Regions from separate parts of the Homo sapiens genome. Here region 1 is linked to region 2. Evidence: chromatin loops called from intact Hi-C (ENCODE). Cell type or tissue: CD14-positive monocyte. All regions are shown on one strand. Each heading gives the region's core, and the rest is flanking DNA. Links, peaks and the distances in the headings are about the cores only. Region 1 has its middle 14 kb from the start of MEX3C. Region 2 has its middle 70 kb from the start of MEX3C.

Region 1 (16,625 bases), core at 3,729-11,728, 56 kb before region 2:
CCAGGCTGTAGTGCAGTGGTGCAATCTCAGCTCACTGCAACCTCCACCTCCCAGGTTCAAGCAATTCTCCTGCCTCAGCCTCCTGAGTAGCTGGGATTACAGGCACCCACCACCACACCATGCTAATTTTTGTATTTTTTAGTAGAGAAGGGGTTTCACCATGTTGGCCAGGCTGGTCTTGAACTCCTGACCTCACGTGATCCACCCGCCTCGGCCTCCCAGAGTGCTGGGATTACAGGTGTGAGCCATGGCACCTGGCCTCTCCTTTCACTCTTAGCTAAGCTAACGTCAATACAAGTTGTCCTTCAGAGCTCAGCTTAAACATCACTTCCTCTAGGGTGTCTTCCCTAACCTATTAGGTAAGGTAGATGTCCTGCAATTGGCTCTTATGGTGTCCTCTATGTCCCTAGCAACACTTTGCATTCTTTGTTCTGGAATTGTCTCTCTTCTTCTCTTCTTTATAAAGCCAGCTTTACCATAGCACTTGGTACCTAGGAGGGGCCAGTATGTCCTTGCTGACTGACCAACTAAATGGATATTATTTCAAATAAACTCAGTTCAACAGCTAATCTGAACCTTTGGCCGTTTTTGAAATATGCATTGTACTATCCCATCTTTGTGCCTTTGCTAGTGTTGTTTTTCTGCTCAGATTGCCCTGACCTTCTATCCCACCTTCCCCATCTCCACACATTTTTAATCCTCAGCTTACATTTGACTTCTTCCAACCTACATTCCTAGTCAATAGAATCAGGGCTAGTCCTTCCCTTCCTCTCCCCAGGAAAATACATATGAAGGCAACATTTCTCGTATATTTCTGTATGCTTAAACGACCCCTTAAAGTCTACCCATGGATCTCTTGGGGTTCTGTAGGCCTATGAAACAGACTGGCTAGATGTTCACTAAATCTGTTTCCTCCTCTTCCTGAGCACACAGCTAGACTACATTTCCTGGCCTCCACTGTGGTTGGGAAGACTGAGTTTTAGCCAAGTGTACAGAATTTCCTTCAAGAGTCCCTCATATTATCATCCTTGTTCCTCCTCTATCTGTGGATGTAAATGAGTATGATGAACTTGGAAGCCACATGTTAAAGATGACAGAGCCGCAAGATAAAAGGAGCTTGAGTCACCACATGGAGCAGAGGTGCCCTCCAATCAGATGTACCTGTTTCATACTTTATATGAGTGGAAAAAAAAAAGATTTTTAAGGAGTTTGAAATATATTTTTGTATACATTGGTTATAGCAGTTAGCCTATCTTTTTTTTTTTTAATTTTATAAATTTTTGCTAAGGGAGGTGCAGGTCCACACCAAGGCCCAGCCATCCCAGTTAGCCTGTCTTAACTAACATAAAACACCAAGTTAAAAACCCCTGGTTTGTAAGAAGATAGTAAAAAGCTTAGTGGTTGCCAGGGGTTGGAGGAAGGGAGGAATAGATAGGTGGAGCTTAGAGAATTTTTAGGGCAGTGAAACTACCATTTTTAATACTATAATGGTAGATACACATCTTTATACATTTGTCAAAACCCATAAAGTGTACAGAACCAAGACTGAATCCTAATGTAGACTATGGACTTTGGGTGGTAATGATGAGTCAATGTAGGTTTGTAGGTTCAAGAATTCTAACAAATGTTCCACTGTGGTACTGGATGTTGATAATGGGGTGGCTGTGTGTCTGTGTGGAGAGGGGGTACATAGGAACTCTCTGTACTTTCTGCTTAATTTTGCTGTGAACTAAAACCGCTTTAGAAAATGAAATCTACTGAAAACAAAAACAAAAACAAAAAACACAACAAAACCCTGGTTTACACATTTATAATTAATTTTTTTTTTTTTGTAGAGATGGGGGTCTCACTATGTTGCCCAGACTAGTCTCAAACTCGTGGGCTCAAGTGATGCTCCCACCTTGGCCTCCCAAAGTGCTGGGATTAGAGACACGAGCCACCATACCTGGCCAACACATTTAAAATACATAGTTTAAGCTACTTATATGCTCTAATCACAAACTGCCCAAGACTATTTCACTTTATAGCACAGAGCCTGATAATACATATTTATTTACATGAGGATCAATCTACCCAGATAACACAGCAGCTCTAAATGTGCATGCTCCAACAATAAGGCTTCAAAATATATGGAAAAAAGGCCAGGTGCGGTGGCTCACGCCTGTAATCCCAGCACTTTGGTAGGCCAAGGTGGGTGGAGCACCTGAGTTTGGGAGTTCAAAAGCAGCCTGGCCAACATGGAGAAACCACGTCTCTACTAAAAATACAAAAATTAGCCAGGCTGGTGGTGCATGCCTGTAGTCCCAGCTACTCAGGAGGCTGAGGCAGGGGAAATCACTTGAACCCTGGAGGCAGAGGTTTCAGTGAGCCAAGAACGTGCCACTGTACTCCAGCCTGGGTGTGTCTAAAAAATTGAAAACAAAAACAAAAACATGGAAAACAAACAAAACCAAACAATGTGAAAACAATAAAGCTGAAAGGAGAACTACAAATCCACAATTATAGTTGGGGACCTCAACACTCCCTGTCAGTAATTAATAGAAGTATTAGTAAACAGAAAGCAAAAAAGTAGAACTACATAACACCATTAGCCAAGAGGATGTAATTGATGTTTATAGATGACTCCACTTAACAACAGCAGAATATAACTTTTTTCCAAGTGCCCATGCAACAGTTGTATACATAGGCCATATCCTGGATTATAAAGCAGACGTCAACAAATTCAAAATAATTGAAGCTATATGAAGTATGCACTATGACTATAAAAAAATTGAACTAGAAATCAATAACATGAAGAAAACAAGAAAACCTCAATACATGAAGATTACACAACACATAATCCATGAGTCAATGAAATCTTTCAGGGAAAATAAAAAAATACATTGATCTGAATGAAAATTAAAATATAATATATGAAAACGTGTGGGATGGCCAAGCACAGTAGCTCATGCCTGTAATCACAACACTTTGGGAGGCCAAGGCAGGTGGATCACCTGAGGTCATGAGTTTGAGACCAGCCTGGCCAACATGGTAAAACCCCATCTTTACTAAAAATGCAACAATTAGCTGGGTGTGGTGGCGTACACCTACTACTACTACTCAGCTACTCAGCTACTCAGGAGGCTGAGATGGGAGAATTGCTTGAACCCGGGAGGCGGAGGCTTCAGTGAGCCGAGATTGCGCCACTCTAGACTAGGTGACAGCGAGACCCCATCTCAAAAAAAAAAAAAAAAAAAAAGAAAGAGAAAAAACCCAGAAAACTTGTGGGACACAGCTAAAGCACACCTGAGAAATTTATGGCACTAAAATATATTAGAAAAAAAGGAAAGGGTTCAAATCAATAACCTAAATCCCCACCTGAAGAAACTAGAAAAAGAACAAAATAAACCCAAACAAGCAGAAAAAAAGAAACTAATAAAGTTAAGAGCAGAAATCAATAAAATTGAAAATATGGAAATAGTAGAGAAACTCCATGTAACATATGGATCCTTAAAAACATCAATAAAATTGCTAAACATTTAGCAAAACTGAGAAAAATAAGAAAGAAGACACAAATTATCAACATTGGCAATGAAATGGGATCCCACTATAGATCCTGAAGCCATTAAAAGCATAAAAGGAGACTACCACAAACAACTTTATGTTCATAAATTCAACAACTTGGAAGAAATGGACCAACGTTTTGAAAACTATATAGTACCAAAATTCAACCAAGATTAAACAACCTAAATATTCCTATAATGATAAGGAAATTAAACTCATAACTGAAAAGCTTCCAAAAAAGAAATCTAGAGTTCTACTAAAGATAAAGAAGACATTAAAAAGTGCCTGTACTCTCACCACTCTGCGATAGTTTCAGATAACATGATTCCTGATGATCTAATGGTCAGGAAAAAAAGAAAAATGAAAAAAAGGCTGGAAGGCTGGGTGCCAGTGGCTCATGCCTGTAATCCCAGCACTTTGGGAGGCCGAGGTGGGTGGATCACCTGAGGTCAGGAGTTTGAGACCAGCCTGACCAATATATTGAAACCCTGTCTCTACTAAAAATACAAAAATTAGCCGGACATGGTGGCGCACGCCTGCGGTCCCAGCTACTCAGGAGGCTGAGACAGGAGAATTGCTTGAACCCAGGAGGTGGAGTTTGCAGTGAGCCGAGATCACGCCACTGCACTCCAGCCTGGGCCACAGAGCAAGACTCTTGTCTCAAAAAAAAAAAAAAAAAAAGGGAAAAAGAAAGAAAGAAAGATAGGAAAAAAAAGGAGTTAATGTGAAATGATCGTTTTCTTAACTTCTAAGATTCATTGATGTAGAACTGAACTTCTCTACCACTGTATTCTAACACTGACAAAAATGTCAATTTGCCATTATAACCTAACCTATGGAATACATCTTCCAGAGACCGTGGGGGACATGCAGTAAAGGGGAGTTGGCTGCTTTTTAGCTTAAAAATCACTTATCCTGTTAGTGCCTCATTTTCTTCACAGATAAAACATGAATTCATTTATTTATCTAACAGATAATTACATAGCCTCTACTATGTCCCAGGCACTGTTCTAAGTATCTGGAACACATTCGTGAACAACAACAAAAAAGATCCCTTCTTCTGCAGAACCTACACATTCTATAAGGGGGGTGGGGCACAAAAGTTAAACAACAATATATAACAAAATAAATTGTACAGCATGTTAGAAGGTGATAATGCTATATGAAAAACAAAGGCCCGGAGCAGTGGCTCATACCTGTAATACCAGTCATATAGGCTGAGGCAGGCAATCACTTGAGGTCAGGAGTTTGAGACCAGCCTGGCCAACATAGCGAAACCCTGTCTCTACTAAAAATACAAAAATTAGCTGGGTGTGGTGGCATGTGCCTGTGGTCCAGTTACTCAGGAGGCTGAGGCAGGAGAATCACTTAAACCTGGGAAGGAGAGGTTGCAGTGAGCTGAGATTGTGCCACTGCACTCCAACCTGACTGGGCAACAGAGCGAGACTCCATCTTAAAATAAATATATATACATATATATATACACACATATATATATATATATACACACACACATATATATATATATATACACACACACACACATCTGTATATATATAAACAAGAGTGCAATATGGTAAGGAGGATATCAACTACAGGGGTCTTGGGCAGGATCCTGACCCACGATGGTGGGTCAGGGTAGGCCTGATTGAGAGGGTCATGTCTGAGCAAAGATTTGCAGGTTAAGGAGTTAGCCAAGGGGGTATTTGGGGAAAAAGTGTTCCAGGAAGAGCCACACATCTAGAGTGAAGGCTAAATTAGGAGTGGAGCATGCAGAACTTTTAGGCCATTTAAAGGACTTCATTAGTTGTGCCTGGTGGTGCACACCTATAGTTGGAGGTATGGGAGAGGCTGAGGTGGAGGAATTGCTTGAGCCCAGCACTGCAGTGAGCTGAGGTGGTGCTACTGCACTCCAGCTACTGCACTCACAGAGTGAGACCCTGTCTCTGTTAGAAAAAAAGTAAAAAATTAAAGGATTTCAGCCTTACTCTGTGGGAAATGAGAAGGCATTGCTGAGTTTTAAGCAAGGAATTGGTACCAAAAAGGAAAAAAAAGTGATACTTATATATAAACATGTTGAGAATTGAGTGTAGATGACACAAAGAGGAGCAGAGTGACAAGAAACAGTGGGATTTGGGACACACTTTTGAAGACAGTGCCAGCAAACTCCAAGGTTTTTGGCCTGTGCAAGCAGAAGATGCTGTTGCTCTTAATGGGGAGGGCTGCAGGTAGAGTGAGTCTGGGGTAAATGTTTCTAGGGTTTCAAGGGTTTCATGACAGTCGGTGGCTTCTGTTGTAGCTTGAATCTAAAGGTCACTTCTCTGATTTGGTGTTTCTCACCATCTCTCCTGCCAATCCTCCTCTTTTTCTTTGCAACCCTCTAAGTCTTAGCTTTAGAGGTGGAAGGTCAACCTAATTCTCTAGGCAGGCAACGGCTGGTTCCCTTTACCTGGAGAGCCTAAATGTAAATCTCTCTGCTAAAACCTCTCCCTCAGGGCACTGGTTCTTAGGGGAGGTGGTGACTTATTTATTTTGGGTCAGGTGTAGGACTTGTTGAGTTTACAGTGGATAGAATGAATTTTAAAATATGTCAACGGTTCACTAGGACCCGAGTTGAAACTATTAACTTATTTTATTCAGGTCTTTGTGTAATTGTGATAGAGACATCGATCCCTCTGGTCAGGGTTGCATAAAGTCGTTGCACAGTAAAACTTCCCAAAGGCTACATTTTTATGTTTCATTTTCAGACTGTTGGTGTCACAGGAGCAATTAAAATTTGTGAATAATGTTTTTTCCCCCTAGATGAATAATGTGGATGGCCTGCAGTCTGCTCATATTCCTGCCAAGGGATTTAACAGGCTATTGTGTTAGTAACAATGTGGATGCAAATTGTAAACATTTATCATCTCCTAAGTTTCATGCAATTTTCAAAGCCTTGCTAGTTAAAACAGGTACTCTAACCTCCAATATAAAACAATCTTTAGATCATTTTCCATATTCCCCAAACATATTTTGTTTTCCTGTAACTTCTATTTATTATATAAAGTAACATTGTAAAATCTGGTAGAAAGTAAATAGTAATGTTTAATAAGTTTAAGGTCCTCTAAAATTGATTTCGCGTCTCTTTAGATGCTATGAACTACTATTAAGGTACATCAATAAAACATTCCATATAGTGGTATTTGGTAGTAAATTCTCTATGCGTGTTTATTAGCGGTTTATTAGGAGGTAAACTAAATATTTGCTAGTGTAAATTTCCCAATAATTTATCTATACTCTCAGCATTTTACAACTGTTATGATCTTGACTCTTGAAAATTACCAATGTAATAGGAATGTCCAAATATTTGAGTCTTAAGATCAAATTAATATTTTGCCAAAGGGGAAAAGCTTTTCAAGAATTATTATGACTTGGCATGGTATGGTGGCTCACACCTGTAATCCCAGCACGATGGGAGGCCAAGGTGGGCAGATCGCCTGAGCCCAGGAGTTTGAGACCAGCCTAGGCAATATGGTGAAACCCCACCTCTTCCAAAAATAAAAAAAAATTAGCTGGGCATGGTGGTGTGTGCCTGTAGTCCCAGCTACTTGGGGGGCTGAGGCAGGAGGATTGCTGAAGCCCAAGAGGTTGAGGCTGCGGTGAACTGTGTTCACATCATTGCACTCCAGCCTGGGTGACAGAGTGAGACCCTGTTGGTAATACAGCCCCTTGGAGGAGAAAGACACGGATCAACAAATATTGACTAACTTCTTACAAGTTATTGTACCAAACATATGGGGAATACAAGGAAATATAAGTCATGCACTAGACCACAAAAGACTCATAATCTAGGTGGCAGAATGGTTGAAAGTTAGAATGCACGAGGGCATGGAAGGCAAGGATCTAATAATTCAGTGGATGCCAGAGAAACATATTGTAGGCATTTTGAGAAGATATAATTAAAAAAAAAAGATAGTAAAGTCTTGACGGAAGTAGTGAAATTAAGCAGACATTTAGGGGAGGTGGACTCTAAATGGGTAAAAAAGAGGGGGAAAGGCAGTTTCTTGGTGAGAATTACCACAAGTAAAGACACAGAGGCAAAAGAGAAGCCCACAGACTTGGGAGCCTCAGGGGTGGGATTGGGAGGTGAGTAGACACATCTGATTACAATGAGGGATTGATATATGGCAACAAGAGGAAGCAAAACCTGGAAATTTGAAAAGGCTAAGGGGTTTAGACTCTGCTTGGAGGCCCATCTACTGTGGATGGGTTGGTTTCTTGTGTAAAGATTCAGGCAGAGTAGCGGTTAAGTCCCAGCCTCGCTACATATGAACAATGCATTACTTAATGATTTAACTTCTTTGAACTTCAGTTTCCCTTCCGTACAAGGGAGATTATATCTGCGAGCAGAGTTGTGAAAGCTGTGTGAAATAACAGTTCATTGTGATCTAGCCAAGTGAGTGGTCATGACATTAGTGGTCACTTCCTCTCTGTGGTAAGTGGGTGGGGCAGGGAGGCCACACTAAGGGCTTGTGAAGAGGAAAATGACATCATTGAAGGGATAGATGTGAGGTTTGGGGACTGTTAATTTTGTGATGGTGTGCAGAATGAACTGAAGAAAGGGAGTGTGTGTGTGTTGGAGGTGAAGGGAACATTAGACCACCCAGGAAGAACCGGGGCTGGAACTGGCTGTACTGGCTATGACCAAGCCAGCAGAAATGATGAAGCCAGCTGGGCATGGTGGTGCACACCTGTAATCCTAGGTACTCAAGAGGCTGAGGCTGAAGGATTGCTTGAGCCCAGGAGTTTGATCCTAAAATGAACTATGATGGTGCCACTGCACTCCAGCCTTGGGTGACAGAGACCCTGCCTCTTAAAAAACAAACAAACAAACAAACAAACAAACAAACAAAGCGAAAACAAAGTGAACCTTAGAGGACAGGACACAAAGGGATTTGGAGAAGATAAGCTAGATGTAAAAAATAGAATCCAGGCCCTGTGCGGTGGCTCATGTCTGTAATCCCAGCACTTTGGGAGGCTGAGGCGGGTGGATCACCTGAAGTCAGGAGTTCGAGACTAGGCTGGCCAACATGGTGAAACCCTGTCTCTACTAAAAATAAAATTAAAAAAAAAAATTAGCTGGGGCGTGGTGGCAGACGCCTGTAATCCCAGCTACTTGGGAAGCTGAGGCAGGAGAATTGCTTGAACCCAGGAGGCGGAGGTTGCACTGAGCTGAGATCGTGCCATTGCACTCCAGCCTGGGTGATGGAGTGAGACTCTGTCTCAATAATAATAATAATAAAAAAATCCAGAAGAAAAATGTATTAATTTTGGGTTAAAGAAAGAAGTATCACACTAGTAGAAGGAAATACTAATGAAGACCTATGTTAGTATTTGTGTTTGTTTCTGTTTTGTTTTGCTTTGTCTGACCAGTTTATCCAGCTCTTTCCTTTGTTTAGGGGCTCTCGTCTCACTTTAACAACATGTCTTAATCTGGCAAATCAGAGCACTTGCTTTTCTTGGCACCAGTGATTGGTGTGGAGGTGAGCATGTTATAAAGCTGGGCCGGTCAGCCTGCTCTGAGTTTTTCTACCTGACATTAAATCTTTTTGGCCTCCCTGGATATAGAAGCTAGAAGGTTGTCAATCTGGAGAAAGCTGCTGGCAGAAGCATATGAAGCCAAATGGAGACCACAAGAGATTAAAGGAGAAACAGAAAGATTTAGAAGCTTGGTAAAAGTTGATGATAATTTTATTACCTAAGGCCCACAGAGTTGCCCTGATTACTGCAAAATCAAGTTGAACAAATTGGGAAACATTTGCAACAAATACAATATGATAAAAAGGATAACTATTCTTATTACATGGACAGAGTTTCTAAATCAATAAGAAAACATTAAGATTCCAAGAGAAAAATAAGCAGAGGTCATGAACAGACCATTTGCCGAAGAAAAAATACAGAGTAAATAAGAGTCTGCCTCAATAACAAAGAAATATAAACCATGACAGGAAAGTATGATACTTCACTAATCGAATTGTAAATGTAAAAAATCTGGTAATAATATTTGGGTACAATGTGTGTGTTCTTCCACACACTGAGTGGTTATTCCACTTTTCTTGAGGGGTTTTCTTGTGGTATTAAGAGCCTTAAAAATGTCCATAACCTTTGATTGAAACATTCTATTTCTAGGATTATCCTAAGAATATAAACAAAGATGTGCACAAAGATTTGCATACAAGGATATTTATTGCAATGACATTTATGTTAGCAAAATTATAAATGTGTAATTGGGTGATGGCTGAATAGATAATGAGAAATGAACAGTCATATGATGAAAAATTATAAGCCAATAAACATCATGTTTAAAAAAAATCATGTTTTTGTACTGTATTTTTTTTTTTTGAAACTGAGTTTCACACTTGTTGCCCAGGCTGGAGTGTAGTGGTGCAATCTCAGTTCACTGCAACCTCCGCCTCCCGGGTTCAAGTGATTCTCCTGCCTCAGCCTCCCGAATAGCTGGGATTACAGGCATGAGCCACCATACCTGGCTAATTTTGTGTTTTTAGTAGAGATAGGGTTTCTCCATGCTGGTCAGGCTGGTCTTGAACTCCCGACGTCAGGTGATCCACCAGCCTCGGCCTCCCAAAGTGTTGGGATTACAGGTGTGAGCCACCGCACCCGGCCTTGTACTGTATTTTTACAATGATTGTCACATGACTCTTCCACTCCCTTTTTGTACTCCATATCTATCTTCCAGAAACATCACCTGCCTTTTCTCCTGTGGTCTCTTAATCCTATAATTGTATTACTGCCATTATACGATGCAGTTATTAACAAAAAAAAAAAGAAAAAATTCATGTTTTTGGAATATAGTTTTGTGACACAGGAAATGCTCACTCTATAATGCTAGTGGAAAATAAGTATGATGCAAATGATGTGATGTGGTCTCAATTATTATTATTATTTCTTTTTTTTCCTAGAAAAAGAAATGGGGTCTCACTATGTTGGCCAGGCTGGCCTTGAACTCCTGGCTTCAAGCAGTCCTCCCATCTTGACCTCCCAAAGCGTTGAGATTACGGGCATGAGCCACTGTGCATGGCCTAAGTATTATTATTTTGTGTGTATGTGTGTGTGTATATGTATTAGGATGTGAAATGGACTTTTTCTATCGTCTTGAACTTTTGGCCAAAGCCCAAAGCTAAGAGTAATTGATAACAAATATCCTCATATTCTCAAAAAAGGGGTTAGACAGAGCTTCACAATATTTACTGTAAATTTAAAAAAGAAAAGCCTAGTGCTCACCGTTATCACCAGCAGCAGCCTATATAAGAGATTTCTCAGAAAGGACAATTGAAGTGAATTTATGGGGGTAGAGAGTGCTTTGTGGCATAGACCCTGGTGCCTGAGACAGCTGTGGCAATATCCGAAAGTGGGAAGTTGGCTAGAGTAGTCCACAAAGTCAGGGCAAAGAGAGAGCGAGCACCAGTAGGCACAAGCCTCACTTCCACCCTTGGAGTAAGGGTATATGGATTTTCTCACAGTGTGAATAGGATGGGGTGACAAGAATGACAAAGCAGACCATGACCTGTTCCACTCCAAGCCCCTAAACTGCAGATCCTGAGCTCAGGGAGGCGGAAGTATTGATTTGACTTAGATATGGACTTTTAATGCCGGCACGTGACTCAGTGCCAATACCTGAAAATGACAGGAAAGCTATGGGATCTTCCTGAACCGTGGCTCAGGGCAGAGAATGGGGAACTGATGAAGTATGCTCCAAGGCCATGGTGGGAAGGAAGCCATCAAGCTGCTTCATCTATGGACTCCACCCAGCCCATCTTGTTTAATAATCACTCCTAAATGCATCCATCAAGATTGGAAAAAAATGTTATCTGAAATCATCTGAGTGGTGGGAGTACAGGTGTTTTTTAATGTCTTTATACTTTTCCTGTATATTTTTCAAAATTTCCAAAACTAACATGTATGCTTGTATAATTTAAAACACAAATTAAAAAAATTAAAAAAAATTTAAACCCAATCACCACCAACAAAAAACAAGACAAAAAAATAAAAGACATAGAGGAAATGGATCCAGACAAAAGGAAAGAACCAAGATGAAAATTTTAAAAGGAACAAGAATTGTCTCCTACTCTAATGATGCACACGTTGTGTCTGTATTTCTGCTGAAATACCTTTTGTCTTTCTCCCTTTTCATTTTCATACGTCCACACTAGTGCTAACTCTGGCCACATTCCCCTTAGAAGACTGCAGTGACCTCATAATTGATATATTTTCCTCTTATGCACCTCCACACCACTGACAAGCTCATCTTCTCAAAACACGTTCTCCTCTCTCTTATCTCTTCCCATGTGTTCCAAAGTAACTTTCCCACTTCAGGCCAGTTTTTTTCCTTTCCTTTTCTTTTTTTTTGAGACAGGATCTCACTCTGTCGTCCAGGCTGGAGTGCAGTGGGTGTGATCATGGCTCACTGCAGCCTTCCCCTCGGGCTCAGGTGATTCTCCCACGTCAGCCTCCCCAGTAGCTGGGACCACAGGCATGTACCACCACGCCCAGCTAAATTTTTTTATTTTTCGTAGAGACAAGGTTTTGCCATGTTGCCTAAGCTGGTCTCAAACTCCTAGGCTCAAGCAATTTGCCTGCCCAGCCTTCCAAAGTGCTGGGATTACAGGCATGAGCCACTGTGCCCAGCCCAGTTTCTTCATACTCTCTCTCTCTTTTTTTTTGAGATGGAGTCTCACTCTGTTGCCCAGGCTGGAGTACAGTGGCACAATCTTGGCTCACTGCAACCTCTGCCTCCCGGGTTCAAACAATTCTCCTACCTCAGCCTCCTGAATAGCTGGGACTACAGGCACGTGCCACCACACCTGGCTAATTTTTGTATTTCTAGTGGAGACGGGGTTTCATTGTGTTGGCCAGGCTGGTCTCGAACTCCCGACCTCAGGTGATCCGCTAACCTCGGCCTCCCTATGTGCTGGAATTACAGGAGTGAGCCACCCAGCCTGGCCCATACTTTCTTATAAAAGGCCAAGCTTAACCTTACTTGGGCTCTTGTTAATTTCCAACATTCAAAGGATTTGTCAGTCTATTTAAATTGTAACTTGTTTGCTGGAGCTACCTTGGGTCCCTCATCTTCTCTTATTTAAGAAAGCAATAGGCACTGGGTTTAGTAGTTGGTTACATGTTAAACAGAGTTCTCTGGCTTTTCACATATGTAAATAATTATAAGTTCCATCAATGAAGGTACCATGCTGTGTGCTTTTGTGTGTAGATCCTCGTGTGACACACTACAATGCATTGTTTAGCACATAATAGTTTCAGAAAATACCATTGAATTGATTGCATCTAAATAATTCTCATGGAACTATTTAATCTGTTAATACAGAACACCAAAGCTACCAGGATTGTGGAATTTAAAATAGCCCTTCAGTTCCTTTCCTGAATCTGGTAAACTTTCTAAATCATCATTTCCCTTTTTTCCACTTCAGGTACGTGGTCAGGTGAAAGTAATTTGACACCATAATATCTTAAATAAAATGAGAGTATAGACTTAGATGAGAGCAGAATAAGACAGTAGACTTAGATAAAAGTCGTTTAAATCCATTCATATTTGCAATGAAAAGAAACATTTTCATATTATTACTGCCATTTAAAAAATTACTTTTTGGGTCTCTGAACAAAGGTTATTAAAAATATAGAAAACTTTTTCACACCTCCTCCTACTCCACCATCTAGAAAAAAAAAAAAAAATATATATATATATATATATTTTTTACCTTTCTGAACAGATCCAGGGAAATATAATAGAGGTTAATACTTGTTTTCTTTACATTTAGCTTTCTTAACTTATAAGTAAGTTTATCTGACTCTACACAAGCCAAGTATTAATTAAAGTGCAAATAAGAGAGACAGATTAGACATAGACAAAGGCCGAGGGGTCTCTCAAATCTACAAAAGGGCCCTATCTAATAGGATTGACAAACATTCAATATTTGTATTCAGAATTCCATAATAATAGTGTATTAAATTGGATTTGACCTCATTAAGTACAATACTGATCAAATACTGATCTAGCTTTAGTTGTTAATCGTTTTTTAAAAATTCCTTATTTGACCTCACCCAGAAACCTGACAGACTTTTCTTAGTTCCCACCTTCTCTTCCATTAGAACCCCCAAATCCATTGCTCTCTGCAGCATCAGTGCAGTAGTGTAGACTCTGTGATGGGAGTCCTATCCGGGCTGAACATGCCATCAAGGCCTGTCTTCTGAGTTGACACACAGGGGAGCAGCCTGAGTCTCTGGAGGAGCCCAAAACCCTGAGGCAGCCCTTCTGAACTCCCCTGCCTGTACAGCCTGCTTCATCTCCCAGAGTCACATCTTTCTGTTTCCCTCATCCCTTTTAATTTCATTTTTGTTCTTTTGTGGTTTTTTTGAGACAGAATCTTTCTCTGTCTTTCCCAGGCTGGAGTGCGGTGGCACGATCTTGGTTCACTGCAGCCTCTGCCTCCCCGGTTCAAGTGATTCTCCTGTCTCAGCCTCCCCAGTAGCTAGGATTACATGTGCATGCCACCACACCCTGCTTATTTTTGTATTTTTAGTAGAGATGGGATTTCACCATCTTGGCCAGGGTGGTGTCGAACTCCTGACCTCAGATGCTCTACCTGCCTGGGCCTCCCAAAGTGCTGGGATTACAGGTGTGAATGAACCATTGCACCCAGCCTCATTTCATTTTTGACAGGGTTTCACTCTGTAGTCCAGACTAGAGTACAGTGGTGTGATCACAGCTCACTGCAGCCTCTACTTCTTGGGCTCAAGTGATCCTCTTACCTCAGCCCTCAAAGTGGCTGCCCCTGTCCGTTAAAAAACAAACAAACAAACAAACAAACAAACAAACACTCTCTAGGCTTCAGGCAATTCCCTACCTTTGGGATGGCAAGCAGTGGAAGGTGAAAGCTGGGTTGTTCCTGCTGATGGCAGTGGCAGAGTTGTGATCCTGGCTGGAACTTAGAACTCACTTCCCCATGGCAACCATAGAACCGCAGGATATTGTTAGGTAGGTTCTATCATATGTGTAGAACTCCAGATGAGGTCTGTTGGTCAAATAGAGTTTTGTGAGTTCTCCTGAGCACCTACCCACCACTCTTTAGTTTGTTTAGGGAGGAAAATGGCTCTGAGTTCCAAACAATTGACCATAAATCATCTTTGTGTAGAGGGAGCCCCAGGGGCATAGGTCTAGAATGTTTCTCTGCTATGGACTCTGATAGGTGTGTGGGCCCCTTTGAGTGGCTTCGCTCACAGGACGCCCACTCCAAGCCCAAGACTCCTGAGTCATTAGGGTAACCAGGAGTCCCCTCTGAGTGAGCACCCAGAAGGGAAATACAGACCTGAGGGAGGAGAGGATGCACATGAGCTTGATGTAAGACCTTCGCTGGAGGCAGGAAGAACAGGAGGCTAAGGGCTGGTGAGGGTGGAGGTTTCCAGAAGGCCTTTTGGCCTAACCGCTAGAGATGTTAACAGTGTTATATTGTTAAGCTAGTCCCTGTAGACTTGTGCCAGGGTTGTTGGCAGGAGGGTTGTAATGAAAAGCAAGTGGAGCGAACTATATCTTTAGAGTTCTTTAAGTAATGGAGGCCAGGGTAGAGTTATCTTGTGATGAGTAATGGAATACATCACGGGGTTGTGTGTGTGTGTGTGTGTGCACGTGTGTGGACACATGCACACCCCATCTCCAAGTACCATCACATTGGGGGTTAAGGCTTCAACATATGAAATTGGGTATGGAGTGGGGCATGCAATTCAGTTTATGGCATCTCTCACATCAGAAACCTGTGGGTCAGTCTAGAATTGTTCCTTCTCATCACCCCACTCAATAGATAAGTAGATCATTCAGCTGGAACAAATAAATGTTCCTTGGCTACAGTCAAGGCGATACCCAGCTGGTGATGACAGGGCTGTGACAGTGGCAGCAGGGAAATGGTGAAAGAACTGGAGGCCACCAATAAGGTAGGGGAAAGAATGGTCATGACCACTTATGAGTCTGTGTGGAGTCCCATAGGATCAGAACAAAGAGGTTTCTGGGGGACTGGGATTCAGAGATTGAGAAAGAGGGGTCTAATCTAGACTTATCAAATAAATAATGTTCTTGATACTCTTTTGATTGTGCCCTGGGGAAACTTAGCTGCTTTTATCTTTCTCTTGGTACATAGTTCAGGGTCATGCATGAGGGAGCCCTCAATAAATGTTACTGGCAGCCTAAATAAAATAAAATAAAATAAAATTAGTATATAATAAAACTAAATATATTGAGGTTCAGACAAAAGGCAAAAAACATTGTGTGCTGTAATACTGAAGATGCACTGTGCAGTTTTGAAATCTGATTTTAGTCTTTGTCATTTATGAATATCGCTGTTAAACATGCCCATCCAATCTTTGTCTTTAGAGAAGCTCAGTAGAATTATGAAGAGAAACCAGTGTTCACTGTGATAGTGTAAAGCTGGTTTTATAGTCTTTAGAAGCGGTTCGCTAGGGCTCTGAGCCTCCTCTCCTAACACATGGTGCAGTGGGTACTGCTGTGTTGGTGAGTTGGCGGGACAATTTAAATGGTGTGATGGTGGTGGGTGGGGGTGGGGAGAAATTCTTTATGCGAAGTGTAATGTGTTTTCCAGCTTTTGCCTCCTGTTGCTTGGTCTCCCAGGAGTTTTGAGTGAAGTGTGACTGCAGAATTTGGCTCTTCTGTCCAAAAACTTCAACCTACTTGTTACTGTTTGACATATGAGTTGAGGCCAGGGCCGAAGGAGAGACTCTATAATAGATGAAAATGTATGCCATGAAGGTACTTCATAAATGCCAAATTATCTTATGGAAAGTGTCCTTTCATTGTCCTTTGATTTAATATTTATTGAGCTCTTATTACATGCCAGGATTGGGGTCCGCTCTTTGGAAATATCAGAGGTGTCTTCAAGTTTTTGTGTTTTTTTGACTATAATTCCTCAAAAGAAGGGACTTAGACTATCTCATTCATTTTTCTGATTCCTGTGGGATCTCTTTCCAGGAATTTTTCAAAGTTGCAAGGAAGGAGTAGCTCTCTT
Region 2 (16,625 bases), core at 4,872-12,871:
CAGACGGCTTTCATCTTGTTTTGAGTCCATGTGAGAACACTTCCCTGCCAATTATGTAAGCTGGGGACTGGGGAAGGGTGGACTACTGTTCAGTATTAAAATAAGGTGATGTTTAGTTTTTAGTTTAAGTTTTGAGCCACTGTCAGATTTTGTTTCTTATTCTTTCATATTCCAACAGTCTCCATCTTGTACAGAAGTTTCACATGCAAAAGTAAAACAGCAGCATAACTGCTCAGGTAGGTTTTAGTCCCAGAGAAACAAAAGCATAACATCTCTAATGTATACCTAGCATTTAAGACACAATCTTTAATCATTTATTTCTTGCGTGTCTATGCTAGAAATATAGCTGGTATCCAAACAGGAAAGACGGAACCTAGGTGTTATCTCTGATAACCTTCCTCTCTCTCATCTCTCATACCTAATCCATCTCCAAATCCTATCAATTTTGCCTCTGAAATATTCTGCGGATCTACCCCTTAACTCAACCTCTTTCAATAACTGCAGTCCAAGTCACTGTCACCTTGTCCTGGACCACTGTCATGTACACTTAACCACTCCAAACCCATCTACCCTGGTCCCCTCCACTCTACTCTTCACATTGAAATACAATATAAGTCACTGTCTCAAAACACAAATTAGATCACATCAGGCCCTTGGATGAAACTCTTCAATGGCTTTTCACTCTGCTGAGGATAAAGGCAAAACTGCTTTACATGGTCTATGATCTACCTCCCTCCCCACCCTCATCCTCCTGTCCTCCTACCCACTCAAGTTCTCCAAATACATCTCATCCCACCTGTTCCTCATTTTTTCTACTCCAATGACAGTAGCATCTTTCAGTCCCTGGAACTTTTCATGCTCCTTTCTACCACAGTGCCTTTGCACAGACCTTTCCTCCAGCCTGAATGCTCTCACTATCCTTACTCCTACCTCCCTGTCTTAGACTGGGTTTTCCCAGAAGCAGACTTTGAGACTGGGACTTGAGTTTGTGTAATTTATTGGAAAGGTGATCCAGAAAGCACTGCTGAGGGAGTGGGGACAGTGAGTCAGGAAAAAGGGGAAGCCAGCACAGGTACAGTAATGAGCAGAGTCCTAGAGAGGGCAGTTGAGGCTGAGACTCACTAAGGCCTTCTGGGAAATGGCACAGAACATGCCTCTGAGTTGTCCATCCTGAGGGGTGAGAAGGTGAGTTATTTGTACTCTAATTCCTATTGACTATAGGTTGATGACTACTCCTGGGATTGCCATTTTCCTGGTACTTCTGGCCTGTCCTGTGCATGGGCTGAGGCCACTCCCATGGCCAGAGAAAGCCCTTGGGGAAAACATGTGTTTGCAGTAGGAAGCTATCCTACTGCCCAGGAATGTGGTGATAGGGGAACTGAGCAGGGGACTGGTAGCATCTGCTTCACCACGCACCCCTTCTTCATCTAATAGTTAATTCCTACCCATTCTCCGATCTCAGTTCAGCACCTCTTCCAAGAAGCACCCCCAGACCTCCCTGAGGTAGTCAGTACCCTCATAATCAGCACACCTGGCACCATGGTCCTTTCCTTTGCAGCATCTGCCACAGTGTGATTGTTTCATTAATATTTGTCTCTAGCACTGGACTACAGATAAACTGAGGCAGGGGCTGTGCCTGTGTTTACTCACCTGTGTCTTTACTGCCACCGTGGCAGCCAGCTCTGGCTTTGTGGCATGTAGGATGGATGCTCTTTAATTTTATTCTTTTTTTACCCCTAATGGGACATAAAGTTTTTCTCTTAGTCACCATTTTAAGCACAGCTAACAGTTCTCACCTTTGTTCGGATTATATTCTGTTTCTACACAAGGATTAGAACTTGGTCTTAATCAAGTCATTAGAAAATTATAGACGTTAAAAAATCCAAACAAGCACTGAAACATTGCTGTGTAGACACAGACTGAAGTGTTTAGAGATAGAACTGGGGACTGGCAGGCAGTGTGATTCTACCATGGCTCAGAGTCGCATGAAAGGTGATTTTGGCCTGTCTCTAAGGTGGAAAGAAGTGTGTTTTGTTTTGGAGACGGAGTTTCACTCTTGTCACCCAGGCTGGAGTGCCATGGCACAATCTCGGCTCACTGCAACCTCCACGTCTTGGGTTCAAGTGATTCTCCTGCCTCACCCTCCCAAGTACCTGGGATTACAGGCGCCCGCCACCACGCCCGGCTAATTTTTGTATTTTTAGTAGAGACGGGGTTTGGCCATGTTGGCCAGGCTGGTCTCAAACTCCTGACCTCAGGTGATCTGCCCGCCTCGGCCTCCCAAAGTGCTGGGATTCTAGGCATGAGCCACCATTCCTGGCCAAGAAGTGTGATTTCTACAAAAGTCTAATGAATGAAAGCTAAGGGCTATGCCATGTACTCATTGTTTTCTTCTGTGAATCAGAATAGAGCCAACCCATAACAGCTATGCGGTGTAATCTATCTTTTTAGAGAAAAGCTTCTGATGCTGTAAAGAGAGGGTGTAATTCTTGGGAGCATATTAGTCGAGACTCCAACACTGACTACTATAAAGGGAAAAACCGGATGCAAGACATGGGATGGATGGGGTGGGAGGGGGTCAGGGTTACAAGAAATATGATTGGTTCTCTTTCCTTCTCATTCTCTCCCCCTTTCTTATTCTCATCTTCTCCCCTCCACCTGTTTGATTCTTTCTGTGCTTTCCACGTTTTCTTCTACTCTGGATAGGCTGCTTTTATATGGAGGAAAACATGAACACCGGCATTCCCAAGGATAAGTAATCTAGGAGCCTCAGTAGCAAGGAACAGAATCTTTCTCCCACGATCCATACACTGGGGAATTAATTGGTCCTACTTGAGTCATCTACCTGTTCCTTGGACCAATTTCTGTGGTTAGTGACAGGGAATAGCATGATTACCCAGAGGGGATGATGTGCACCCCTGTGGTAGTGTTGGAGAGTAGGGTATTTTGATTGGCAGCCCCATCGGAACCACATGGAAGGAAGAAAGAGGGCTGCTGCTACTGAAATAAAGAGAAAATGCTAGGCACAAGAAAATGAGAGCTGTCTCTAGAAAAAGAAACTGATTAGCTTTTTAATTCATTAATTCATTCAGACACAGTTATTTATTCAAAAAAATCTATTGATTCTCTGTTATGACCAAATACTTCCAGTCATAGAAATAAAAGGTAGTTTCTCTCATTCAGTAACTCAATATGGTGGAGGAGATAGACAAGTAGACAATTAAGGTAGGAATCAGCTTTTAAGATCTTATATTATTAGAATAGCCCAACTGCAGGAACTTTAAAAATAGAATTCTTTATGTATTTCCAAAGAAGCTGGGAGCTACCATGAAAATAAGAATCGTCTTCATTCCTTCTGATTCCAGCCACAACAAAGCTAATTAGCTGTCCTTCTGCCCTTCTGGTAAAGTCTGGGTGGGAGGTGTGGGGGAATGGGGAGAAGACAGCTCAAAGAGATACTGAACATCTATTCAGACAAAGCTTCCCTCTGGTAAGGGAAGATTATAAAAATTCCAAGGATTCTCTGATTAAGAAATCTCTTAATCACCTCTCATGTGCTAGACTGCAAGAATGAACTGCTATGTCCAGAAGTTCAAGAGTCAATCATTCCTGATTTGCTAGGAGAATTTCTTAGCAAAATGCACTAAGCTTGTCAACCACCAAGCATTTATAATGCTCCAATTGTTTGATCGATCTTGCTTCTTAAATGCTGTTCTCAACCAAGTGCCCTCCTATAGAACTTCAATGGCCTTGGCCAATGTTCCACGAGACATCATCTTCTGGAATTCATATTCAATTTAGAAATTTTCCAGGGACCACCTGCTTGAGAGATAAAAATGAAAGAATATGGTTTATAATAACACTAACCAAAGGCAATCACGGCTAAGCAAACTTATTTCCTACTGAAAAACAAAAGTGATTTAGAGTGAAGTTGACCTGAGTAGTTTGTTCTAGTAATAAAGGACCATTTTCTCTAAGGTCTACAATCCTTTAACTATTTTACTGTTGCCTAACCCATGCACACGCCTCCCCAAGCATATGTTTCAAGCACTCTGCTTGCTATAGCCTTCAACACTTTAGGTCTGAGAACTTTCCCTATAGGAAGATAAAGGGCTATAACTCACAGAAGTTCTGAGATTTCTTGTGGAGAGGCAGCTTTTATCAGTTCTGGAACAGGCCTTTTAATAACATAACCTACACTCTGACATGAGGTAGCCACACCTGTTATCTCAAGCCTTCTAAAGCAGGTCAATCCTCAGAGCAGTTTCAAGGAACATCAGTGGCAGGAAGAAAAACTACCTAAATCTAACAGGAATAACTCCCTTATTGACTTAGCCAAAAAAGGCTAGCTTAGATAAGTACGTTGCAAGTCTCTAAGTTACCAAATCTCTAGCTGAAGTAATGGCAAACCTGTTAAAAGCCATAGGAAGGGTCCCTTGATATTATTTAATCCAACTTCCACCTTGAACAGTGGAAGAGCAATGAAATGACTTTCCAAGATCCCATCATGAATGAGGGGCCTAGCCCATCATGTGCCCTTCTGATGCTTTCCTCTTGGTATTAGCTACAAGTAACAGAAGAGCACAATTAATATTTATCAAACAAAAAAATTTGTTATCTTACATAGTAAGACTGGAGGTAATGAGGCTCTAGGATTGATTAGAATTTCAGTAATGTTATAAAAGTTTCAGTCTCTTCCATTATTCTCTTTTTGCTCTGCTATTCTTGAAGTGTTGAAATTTGACCTCAGGTTTGCCCTCTCATGATTTCAAGATGGCTTTAAGCATTTCATCTGCACACACCATCAACCAAAGGCTGGAATAGAACCTACCCCCAACCCATTCTTGAGACCATTTTTTGATTGGCAGTCCCATCAAAACCACGTGGAAGGAAGAAAGAAGAACCGCATGGAAAGAGTATGGAGAACTTTCCCAGAATCCCCAGATTTCTTTTCACATCTCATTGGCTGGAATTGCACAAATCAGTAGCAAGGCAAAGTGATCTACTGTGATTGGCTTAGATCAGTGGTCTGCATACCTCTGGGGATCCCAAGACAATTTTAGGGGATCTGCAATGTACAAAATTTTTCACAATATATTATTTTGTCTTTTCCATTATAATATGACTTTTCCACTGTATTGACTATTGCTGGTGGTTCAAAATCAATGGTGGATAAAGCTGGTACCTTATCATGAGTCAAGGTAGTGGCCTCAAGCTATATCAGTTTTAAAAAAGCCAATTCCACCTATGAATTCCTTGATGAAGTGGCAAAAACTCTAATTTTAATAAATTACAACCTTTGAACACACACATATTTTAAATATTAAACATTACAGCACTTCTGCTGCAAACCAAGACAGAACAACCTGTGTGGTGATTGTCTCAAGAAAGAGCACTTTTGCATTTGTTTGAGTCACCAGCTAGACTAGCCATTGTTTTTTGTTTGTTTGTTTTTTCCTGGAACACCATTTTTACTGGAAAGAACAAATGTCAGACAAACTATGGCTATTCAGACTTGGGCATTTGGCAGATATTTTCTTAAAAATGAACAAAGTCAGCCTGTCACTTCAAGGAAAATAACTAACTAATCAACAAAATGAAAAGGCATCTTACAGATTGGGAAAAATTACTTTCACATCATATATCTGATAAGGGGTTAATATATCCAAACTTTATAAAGAACTTGTATAACTCAAGTACAAGAAAACACATGACCAGATTAAAAAATGGCCAAAGGATCTGAATAGCTGTTTCTCCAAAGAAGATATACAAATAGCTAACAGGTACACGTATGAAAAGATTCTCAACATCACTGTCAGGGAAATGGAAGTGAAAACCACTATGAGCTATCACCTCACACCTGTTAAAATGGCTGTTATCAAAAAGGTAAGAGAGAACAGGTGTTGGCAAGGCTGGAGTGAAAAGAGAACCTTCGTACACTCTTGGTGGGAATGTAGATTGGTGCATCCATTATGGAAAACACTATGGGGTACCTAAAGAAATTAAAAATAGAATTAACATTTGTCTCAGAACCCCGTTTTCTAAGTATATACCCAAAGAAAATGAAATGACCACCTTGTAAAGATTTCTGCATGCTCATGTTCATTGCAGCGTTATTCTCAACAGCCAAGATGTGGTAACAACATAAGTGTCTGTCATAGACAAAGAAACTGAGGCATATATTATTCAGTTTTAAAGTGGAGGAGGCCGGGCATGGTGGCTCACATCTGCAATCCTAGCAATTTGGGAGGATGAGGTGGGAGAATCACTTGAACCCAGGAGTTAAAGACAAGCTGGGCAACATACTGAGACCCCCATCTCTATTAAAAAAAAGATTAGGCTGAGCGCGGTGGCTCACGTCTGTAATCGCAGCACTTTGGGAGGCTGAGGCTGGAGAGTTATGAGGTCAGGAGTTTGAGACCAGCCTGGCCAACATGGTGAAACAAAATACAAAAATTATCTGGACATAGTGGTGGGCACCTGTAATTCCAGCTACTTAGGAGGTTGAGGCAGGAAATTGCTTGAACCCAGGGGGTGGAAGTGGCAGTGAGCTGAGATTGCACCACTACACTCCAGCCTGGGTGACAGAGTGAGACTCCGTCTCAAAAAAAAAAAAAAAAAAAAAAAAAAGATTAAATAAATAAATAAATAAGGAGATCCTACCATTTGCAACAACATGAATGAACCTAGAGAACATTATAGTAAGTGAAATAAGACAGCCACAGAAAGAAAAATATTGCATAATCTCACATGGATGTGGAATCTAAAAAAACTGTCAAATATGCAGATATAGAGAATAAAACAGTGGTTATCAGGGGCAGGATGGAGGACAGGAAATAGGAAGATGTAAGTAAAGGATACAAAATAGCACCTATGTAGAAAGAACAAGTTTAAAGATCTAATGTACAACATGAGGACTATAATTAATAATAGTGTATTGTATCCAGATTTTTGGCTAAAGGAGTAGATTATTGTTGTTCTGGCCACAGGGAAAAGAAAAAGGTTAACTATGGAAGGTGATGGCTATGTTAACTTCTTTCACTGTAGTCACCATTTTACTACATATGTATCTTATAACATTGTGTGGTATACCTTAAATATACACAATACAATTAATTAAGAGGCAAACAACTAAAAATATATATTGTCAATGAAAATTAGAGGGTTTTTCTTGAGACAGGATCTCACTCTGTGGCCCAAGCTGGAGTGCAGTGACCTGGTGTGATCTCAGCTCACTGCAGCCTCCACATCCTGGGCTCAGGTGATCCTCCCACGTCAGCTTCTTGAGCAGCTGGGACTACAGGCGTGCACCATCACGCCCAGCTAGTTTTTGTATTTTTAGTAGAGACATGGTTTCTCCATGTTGCCCAGGTTGGTCTCAAACTCCTGGGCTCAAGTGATCTGCCCACCTTGGCTTCCCAAACTGCTGGGATTACAGGCATGAGCCACCGTGCCTGGCCAAGAATTAGACTTCTAAGCAACAATTAGAATTTCAAGACCAGGTGTGGTGGCTCATGCCTATAATCCCAGCCCTTTGAGAGGTGAGAAGATCACTTGAGCCCAGAAGTTTGAGATCAGCCTGGGCAACATATGGAGACCCTGTCTCTACAGAAATAATAAAAAAAATTAGCTGGTCATGGTAGTGTGTGCCTGTGGTCCCAGCTACTAGGGAGGCTGAGGTGGGAGAATCACCTGAGCTTGGGGGGTGGTTAAGACTGCAGTGAGCTGTGATCATGCCACTGCACTCCAGCCTAAGTGACATGGCGAGAGTCTGTCTCAAAAAAAAAAAAAAAAAAAATTTCAAAAAACTTATAGCTGCCGCTGTATTCTTGACAACTTCCCAAACCTGAAAGACCTATGTTTAGAATAGTAGTGATGTAAGTAAATTGTGGTTTTTTTGATATTGTGTAATGAAACACATCAACATTAGATCTGAGTCATTCAGTAAGCTGATGTCTTGAATGACCAAAGCGTGATGTTACACAGACATGCATGGATAAAAATTTCAAAGTTCAGGACAGAGCAGTAGATTTTAATGTAACACATATGAAAAGCTTAGTGATTTGGTTTCTGATTCAACATCACTACTAACTGCTAAGAATAAATCACTTCTTGGGCTCTTGCTGTCCAGTGTGTAGGGAGGAAAAGCCCGGTGAGGTCACAGTGAGAAGTCATCTGCAGACTGGAAAGAGAGCCCCTCCAGAAACCAGCTCTGCAGCACCTTGATCTCGGACCTCCAGCCTCCAGAACTCTGAGAAAATAAATGTTGTTTAAGGCAAAAAAAGAATATATTACTTATTAAATTTTAGTGTAGTATTAGGGAAGAATATCCACAATTATTTAAAAACTATTAAAACACTCTACATTTGAATTAAGCTAGATTCTCTTTATTTCAACAAAAACAATATTGCAACAGATTGAATGCAGAAGCAGAGAATCCAGGTGTCTTCTATTAAGCCAGATATTAATTTGCAAAAATGTAAAACAATGTCTGTTTTCTTGCTACATTTTTTCTTCAGAAAATTATAGTTATTTTTCATAAAATATTTTAGCATGTAATTTGTTTATTACTGTTATTTTTAATGAATTAAATGCTTTAAAATTTCTCAGTTTTAATTTCTTGTACAGTAAATATCAATAGGTATAATCCACATAAAAGTGCTTTGGAGATGTTCAATGATTTTTAAGCGTTTAAAGGGATGTGGAGATCAAAAAGTTTGAGAACATCTGGCTTAGGGTAATCAAAGGTCAGTTTCTGGGTAGGTATAAGCCCAGCTTCCCCTGAAACACAAGGTTCCCCAATACCTGAACAAATTGGGGTTCTCTGAGGAAGGAAGAAGAGGAGAAGCCTTTAGGGTTCCTTTGGGGCAATCCTATCTCCTCCAAGCCTCAAGTAGTATATGGCTGTTTTTCCAAAATTAAGGCCAGGAGCAGTGACTCATGCCTGTAATCCCAGCACTTTGAAAGGCCAAGCAGGGAGAGGATCAGTTGAGGCCAGGAGTTCAAAACCCACCTGGCAGGCTGGGCGCAGTGGCTCACACCTGTAATCCCAGCACTTTGGGAGGCCGAGGCGGGCAGATCACGAGGTCAGGAGATCGAGACCAGCCTGACCAACTTAGTGAAACTCCGTCTCTACTAAAAATACAAAAATTAGCCGGGCATGGTGTCATCTGCCTGTAATCCCAGCTACTCAGGAGGCTGAGGCAGGAGAATCGCTTGAATCCGGGAGGCAGAGGTTGCAGTGAGCCGAGATCTCACCACTGCACTGCAGCCTGAGCAACAGAGCAGGACTCCATCTCAAAAACAAAACAAACAAACAAACAAACAAAACCCCACCTGGCCAACATAGTGAGACCCTGTCTCTAAAAACAAACAAACAAACAAACAAACAAACAAACCGAAAGAACCTCCAAATGAACTAAAACTGAATTTGGTTTGTGCTTCTTCAGAGAATTTGAACCAGAATATTCTCAACCATAATTAAAGGAATGCAAACAAAACAATAATTAGGTAACTTTCTAAAAAATATTAGATTTGCAAAAATTCAAAAATCTGATAAATCCAGTGCTAAAGACATAGAAAAATAAGTAGGAGCATAAACTGATGCAACCTTTATTATTTTTGGGGAGAGGGATATGGAATTTGCTCATAGCTATCAAAATTTTAAATGCTTATTCCTTTTGACCCAGCATTTAACTATTAGAAATTTATCCTACAGATATATTCCAAAATACGTTAAAATGCTCATTTCAGTGTTGTTTGTAATGCTAAAACCCTGAAAATAATCTAACTGCTCATTAATAGAATATTGATTGATTTAATATGGAACATCCATGCAATGGAAGGCTAGGTTATTAAAATAAGCTATTTAGATATGTATGTGTTATTACTGAAAGATCTCCAAGGTATTTTATTAAAAACAAAAATGTAATATTCAGAGCAGTGGGTAAAATATGATCACTGCTCCAGTTGTCTATTGCTGCATAAAAATCATCCCAAACTTAGTGACTTCAAACTACAGTTATTAATTATGCTTGCAAACCTGCAAATTGGGAGAGCTTGGCAGGAGCAGCTTGTCTTATTCCACCTGGAGTTAGCAGGATGGCTTAGAGGTTGGGGGCGACCTAATGTTTAGAGATGGAATCATGTGAAGGCTTTCTTGTTCACATATCTTGTAGTTGATGTTGGCTGTTGCCTTGAATGGGGCATCCTTATGTGGTTGTCCCGCTTGCTTACAGCATGTGGCTGAGTTCTGAGAACAAACATCTTAAGGCACAGGAAATGGAAGCTACCAGTTTTTGAGGTCTTGGTCCAAACACTTGGCACAGCATCGCTTGTACTATATTCTATTTGAACTTGAGTTAAGCAGTCAGTGAGCCCAGACTCAAGGGGAGGGAATTTAGACTTTGCCTCTTGATACAAAGAGTGTCAAATAATTTAGGGTTTATGTTTTAAAACCTCCGCAATCCCAGGTATGTAAAAATTTAAAGGCACACACATGTAAAGTACAGATATGTGCAAGATTTTTTTTTTCTTCCAGAGAGGCTGCAGAAAAAACTGTTGAAGTGGGTCCAGGCATGGTGGCTCATGCCTATAATCCCAGCCCTTTGGGAGGCTGAGGTGGGCGGATTACCTGAGGTCGGGAGTTTGAGACCAGCCTGACCAACATGCAGAAACCCCATCTCTACTAAAAATACAAAATTAGCCAGGCATAGTGGTGCATGCCTGTAATCCCAGCTACTCGGGAGGCTGAGGCAGGAGAATCGCTTGAACCTGAGAGGTGGAGCTTGTGGTGAGCTGAGGTCGTGCCATTGCACTCCAGCCTGGGCAACAAGAGCGAAACTCCATCTCAAAAACAAACAAACAAACAAAAAGCAAAAAACAAAAAACAAAAAACCTGTTAAAGTATGACTACTTTTTGGGTAGAGAAAACATGGGTTAAGGATGGGTTGAGCAGGAAAAAGAAGACTTTAATTTCTGATTTTTTACCTTATTACACTATTTGAGTTTTTGTCCATGAGGATATACTCCTTTTATTTAAAAAACCCCAAAATAACAGCAACTTATCCAGGATAAGAATGAAGTCTTTCCTTGGGCCTCCATGTCAAGTATCTTATTTTATATACACAGCAATTCTGTGAGGTCATTAGGGAAGGTATGACCATCCCTCTTGTATTAGTTCATTTTCTCTTACTTTTTTTGTGAGACAGAATCTCCCTCTGTTTCCCAGGCTGCAGAGCAGTGGCACAATCTCGGCTCATCACAACCTCTGCCTCCCGGGTTCAAGTGATTCTCCTGCCTCAGCCTCCTGAGTAGCTGGGACTACAGGCGTGCTCCACTATGCCCGGCTAATTTTTGTATTTTTAGTAGAGACGGGGTTTCACCATATTGGCCAGGCTGGTCTTGAACTACTGACCACGTGATCTGCCTGCCTTGGCCTCCCAAAGTGCTAGGATTACAGGCTTGAGTCACTGCGCCCGGCCGTATTAGTTCATTTTCATACTGTGATGTAGAAATACAAATACCTGAGACTGGGTAATTTATAAAGAAAAAGAGGTTTAATGAAATCACAGTTCCATGTGACTGGGAAGGCCTCACAATCATGGCAGAAGGTGAAGGAGGAGAAAAGGCATGTCTTACATGGTGGCAGGCAAGAGACTGTGTCTAGGAGAACTGCCCTTTAGAAAACCATCAGATCTCACAAGACTTATTCACTGTGATGAGAACAGCATGGGAAAGACCCACCCCCATGATTCAGTTACCTCCCACTGGGTCCCACCCATGACATGTGGGGATTATGGGAGCTACAATTCAAGATGAGATTTGGGTGGGGACATAGCCAAACCATATCACCCGTTTTCAGATGAAGATCAGAATCTAGGTCTCAACTTCCAATTGAATATCCTTTTCCACTTTTTAATTAAGAAGAACCCAGGCCTAGAATTTGGCCTATCTACTTGGAGGGGCCGATTTTGAATGCAGTTTTAACAGGTGCAGGGAAACTGTTCATGCTTGGTACTTGAACCTGAATCCAAAACCATAACAGTAACTCTCCCAGCGTCTAGCACATTGCCTGGAATCAGTTTGCTGAATAAAGGAATACAAAAACTCCTTATTATTCAAATCTATCCTCCATTCCCTCCACTCTAAATCACAGACATAATAAAGTGGAAAATTGACCTTATTTTACTCTTGTTCAGAATGCTTCAATGTGTGAACTCACTTTCTACAAAGGTGCCAAGAACTTATATTGGGGGAAAGGACAGTCTCTTCAATAAACCATGGCTGGGATGACAGGATATCCATAGAAGAATGAAACTCGACCCCTATCCCTAGCCATGTACAAAAATAAAATCAAAATGGATTAAAGACTTTAAGACCTCATACTATGAAACTACTCAAGAAAACATTGGGGAAAAATCTCCAGGATGTTTGTCTGGGCAGAAATTTCTTGAGTAATACCCCACAAGCATGGGCAACCAAAGCAAAAATGAACAAATGGGATCACATCAAGTTAAAAAGCTTCTGCACAGCAAAGGAAACAATGAACAAAATGAAGAGACAACCCATAGAATGGGAGAAAATATTTTCAAACTACTCATCTGACAAGAGATTAATAATCAGAATATATAAGGAGCTCAAACAACTCTACAGGAAAGAATCTAATAATTCAATAAAAAATGGGCAAAAGATTGGGATAGATATTTCTCAAAAGAAGACATACAAATGGCAAACAGGCACGTGAAAAAGTGCTCAACATCACTGACCATCAGATAAATGTAAATCAAAACTACAATGAGATATCATCTCACTCAAGTTAAAATGGCTTATATCCAAAAAACAGGCAATAACAAGTGCTGGTGAGGATGTGGAGAAAAGGGAAACTTCATATACTGTTGGTGGGAATGTAAATTAGTACAACCACTATGGAGAACAGTTTGGAGGTTTCTCAAAAAACTAAAAATTGGGCTATCATATGACCCAGCAATCCCACTGTTGGGTATATACCCAAAAGAAAGGAAATCAGTATATGGAAGAGGTATCTGCACTCCTATGTTTGTTGCAGCACTGTTTATTATAGCTAAGAGTTGGAAGTAGCCTAAGTGTTCATCAACAGATTAATTGATAAGGAAAATGTGGTACATATACACAATGGAGTGTGATTCAGCCACAGAAAAGAATGAGATCCAGTCATTTGCAACAACATAGATGGAACTGGAGATCATTGAGTGAAATAAGCTAGGCACAGAAAGACAAACATCACATGTTGTCAGTTATTTGTAGGATATAAAAATCAAAACTATTGAACTCATGGACATAGAGAGTAGAAGGATGGTTACCAGAGGCTGGGAAGGGTTGTGGGGGGCTGGGGAAAGATGGGGATGATTAATGGGTAAAAAAAAAAAAATAGAAAGAATGAATAAGACATACTATTTGATAGCACAACGATGTGACTACAGTTAATAATAACTTAACTGTACATTTAAAAATAACTAGAAGAGTGTATTTGGATTGTTTGTAACTTAAAGGATGAATGCTTGGGAGAATGGATACCCATTCTCTATGACGTGCTTATTTCACATTGCATGCCTATATCAAAACTCTCATGTACCCCATAAATATATGTGCCTACTATGTGCCCACAAAAATTAAAAATTGAGAGGTCAGGCGCAGTGGCTCATGCCTGTAATCACAGCACTTTGGGAGGCCCATGCAGGTGGATCACTTGAGGTCAGGAGTTCAAGACCAGCCTGGCCAACATGGCGAAACCCCATCTCTACTAAAAATACAAAAATTAGCCAGGCCTGGTGGTGCATGCCTGTAGTTCCAGCTACTTGGGAGGCTGAGGCATGAAAATCGCCTGAACCAGGGAGGCGAAGGTTGCAGTGAGCCAAGATTGCACCACTGCACTCCAGCCTGGGCAATGGAGTGAGACTCTATTTCAAAAAATTAAAAAGAATTAAAAAGCCAAAACTAAACCAAAACAACAACAGCAATGAAACAAAATTTTTCAATGTGTTCCACCTTCACCTGTAGAAAAAGAAGTAATCTAACATCTATGTTATGTTCCAGACATTATATTAAATGCTTTGCATGAATTAACTTATCTGATTTTTTCAATAACCTTGTGATGTAAATGCTATTTTTGTTTAGCGTCTCTATCCTACAGACGAGGAAAGCAAGACAAAGAGAAGTTAAATAATTTCTCACAGCTAATAAGAGGAAGAGCGAGGCCTTGCACCAAGGAAATCTGAAATCAGAGTCTGTGCTGTCAACCACTTCATTATCCTGCCTCCAAACTTCTTGTGCCATTGACAAGGTCCTCCACTGCTAACTGGGGGTACTGTAAGCACAAAGACAGTGAGATGGGAAAATGCATGGCGCGTTTGAGGAACAGTCATGAGGCCCAATTAAGCTAGAATGGAGCTGTCAACCTAAAAAAAGACATGAGAAAATTATCCCTAAATATGTTGAGTTTAATCAGGAATAAGAAATAAGGATTATAATTCAGAATGCATGGAATGGCAAACCACCAGTGCATTGAGGGAAGGATAAGAGGAGCTTTTATTAGCAAAAAGAGATTTACATAAGCTGCTTAGAAACAGAGTTCATTGGTTCCTGAGGTTCAAAGCCAGAGTTGTCAGTTTATTGGTAGAGATCCTGTTACTGGGCAAGTGTTCTTCAGAGAACATCTTATCTGAATTACTGCAGTCCTTCAGAGTGTCTAGTGATAAACTTTATCAAATCAGGAGATGCATAAAGGATGTGAAAGGGTTTCTTATGGGGTTTTTAGAAAGTCCTTGGAAAGAGTTCTTATCTCAGATGTGTAAACGGGAGTCCTCTCCTTCATACCTTCTCTTCCTGGCCCTATTTTGCCTGGGTCTGACAAACGCAATTTCATCCTGGTATCTGCATCTTTCACAGAGCCAACAAAGGGAAAAAACATAGTTACTTTATGACAGAGAAATAGGCAGGGGGAAGATCATAGGGGCTTGCTGACCAGGGTAAAGAGTTTGGAGTTTATTTAATGTGGGATGGAAAATCCTTGGAGGGTTGAAAGCAGAAGAGTGATAAAATTTGTTATAGCTTTTTTTTTTTAAGTAAAAAAATTTTTAAAAAAATCTTTTTTTTTGTAGAGTTGGGAGACTCAGTATGTTGTCCAGGCTGGTCTTGAACTCCTGGCCTTCAGTGATCATCCTTCCACCATGTGAGCCACTGTGCCCGGCCATTTGACAGTTTTTTTTTTTTTTTTTTTTTTTTTTCTTGAAGCAGAGTCTTCCTCTGTTGCCCAGGCTGGAGTACAGTGGCGTGATCTCTGCTCACTGCAACCTCTGCCTGATGGGTTCAAGTGATTCTTCTCCCTCAGCCTCCTGCGTAACTGAAATTACAGGCGCCTGCCACTACTCCTGGCTAATTTTTGTATTTTTAGTAGAGACGGGGTTTCACCGTGTTGCCCAGGGTGGTCTCCAACTCTTGACCTCAAATGCTCTGCCTGCTTCACCTCCCAAAGTGCTGGGATTACAGGCATGAGCCACCACACTCAGCTCATTTGATATAGTTTTTAAAAGTTCCTCTGGCTAGCTGGGCGTGGTGGCTCATGCCTGTAATCCTAGCACTTTGGGAGGCCAAGGCGGGCGGATCACGAGGTCAGGAGTTCGAGTGTGCGGCACTGGGCCATTTCCTTCTTCTTGGTCCATTTGCCATTCCTTCCATTGTCTGCCCAGTGAACACCTATTGCCTTTTAAAACATAGTCACAGCCTCCTGTCTGAGGCTTTTTCCAACTCATCACCCTCAATAAAATTATCTCGTTCTTCTTTGCACCCCCACAGAACCCACCCTGAATATTTTATTTGACCACTGTGGATTAATACAAAAGTATATTTGGTTTTTGTCCCCAGTTCCTGGCACGGAGCCACTAAAACCCTTGGCATTTTCTGAGTGAGGGGAGTGTCTTTTGTTATTCATAACAAACCCCTTTCCATCACACCTGAGTTTATGCTAAGGAGGTGACTTACAGTGGGACCCCTAGGTAGCCTCAGGATGGGGCTGGTCACCAGAAAGAGCAAGTGATTAGAGGGTTGGAACTTTCAGCCTCACCTACCGACTTTGGGAAGGGAAGAGGTGAGTGCTGGAGATTGAGCTCTATAAACACTACTGAACAATCCAGAGAGCTTCTGGGTGGTGGACTCATCAAGGTGCCGGGAGGGTGGCGCACCTGAAGAGGGCATGGAAGCTCTGTGCATCACCCCTGCCGCCCCCTTCCTATCCTGCTCTATGCATCTCCTCCATTTGGCTGTTCCTGAGTTGTATCTTGGTAAATGTAAGCAAATTGCTTTCCTGAGTTCTGCCCACTGTTCTGGCACATTATTAAATGGGCTTATGGGAACCTGGAACTTTGTTGCCGAGTTGGACAGAAGTGTGGGTAACCTGGAAACCCAATACTTGCAATTGGCGCCTGAGGTGGGGACAGTGTTGTGGATCTCAGCCCTTAAACCTGTGGAGTCCGGGTAGTTAATGTCAGCATTGAATTGAGTTGAGTTGTAGGCCACCTAGTTTGTGTTGGAGAATTGACTGTTAGTATGGAAAATCCTCATATTTGTTTCTGACACCAAAGTATTGCAGA

What was found. Hi-C counts contacts between places; a loop is a spot of excess contacts. Peaks named below come from ENCODE experiments on the same cell type or tissue, not always from the same donor. Only the 100,000 strongest peaks of a DNase experiment are listed, where the experiment ranks them.
Region 1: a loop joins it to region 2, with 10 times the contacts of the local background. A loop is called at or near these places in 2 of 110 quality-filtered maps.

The regions. Positions count from the first base shown.
Region 1 is chr18:51,203,803-51,220,427 of GRCh38, forward strand. No RefSeq gene overlaps it. Among named protein-coding and RNA genes, the nearest start is that of MEX3C, 14 kb to the left of the region's middle. RefSeq lists a silencer at 7,997-8,096. In CD14-positive monocyte, for the core only: no CTCF peak of the experiment used is centred there; a DNase peak (open chromatin) is centred at 7,979; H3K4me3 peaks cover 1,094 bases; H3K27ac peaks cover 1,186 bases.
Region 2 is chr18:51,259,010-51,275,634 of GRCh38, forward strand. No RefSeq gene overlaps it. Among named protein-coding and RNA genes, the nearest start is that of MEX3C, 70 kb to the left of the region's middle. In CD14-positive monocyte, for the core only: no CTCF peak of the experiment used is centred there; a DNase peak (open chromatin) is centred at 7,912.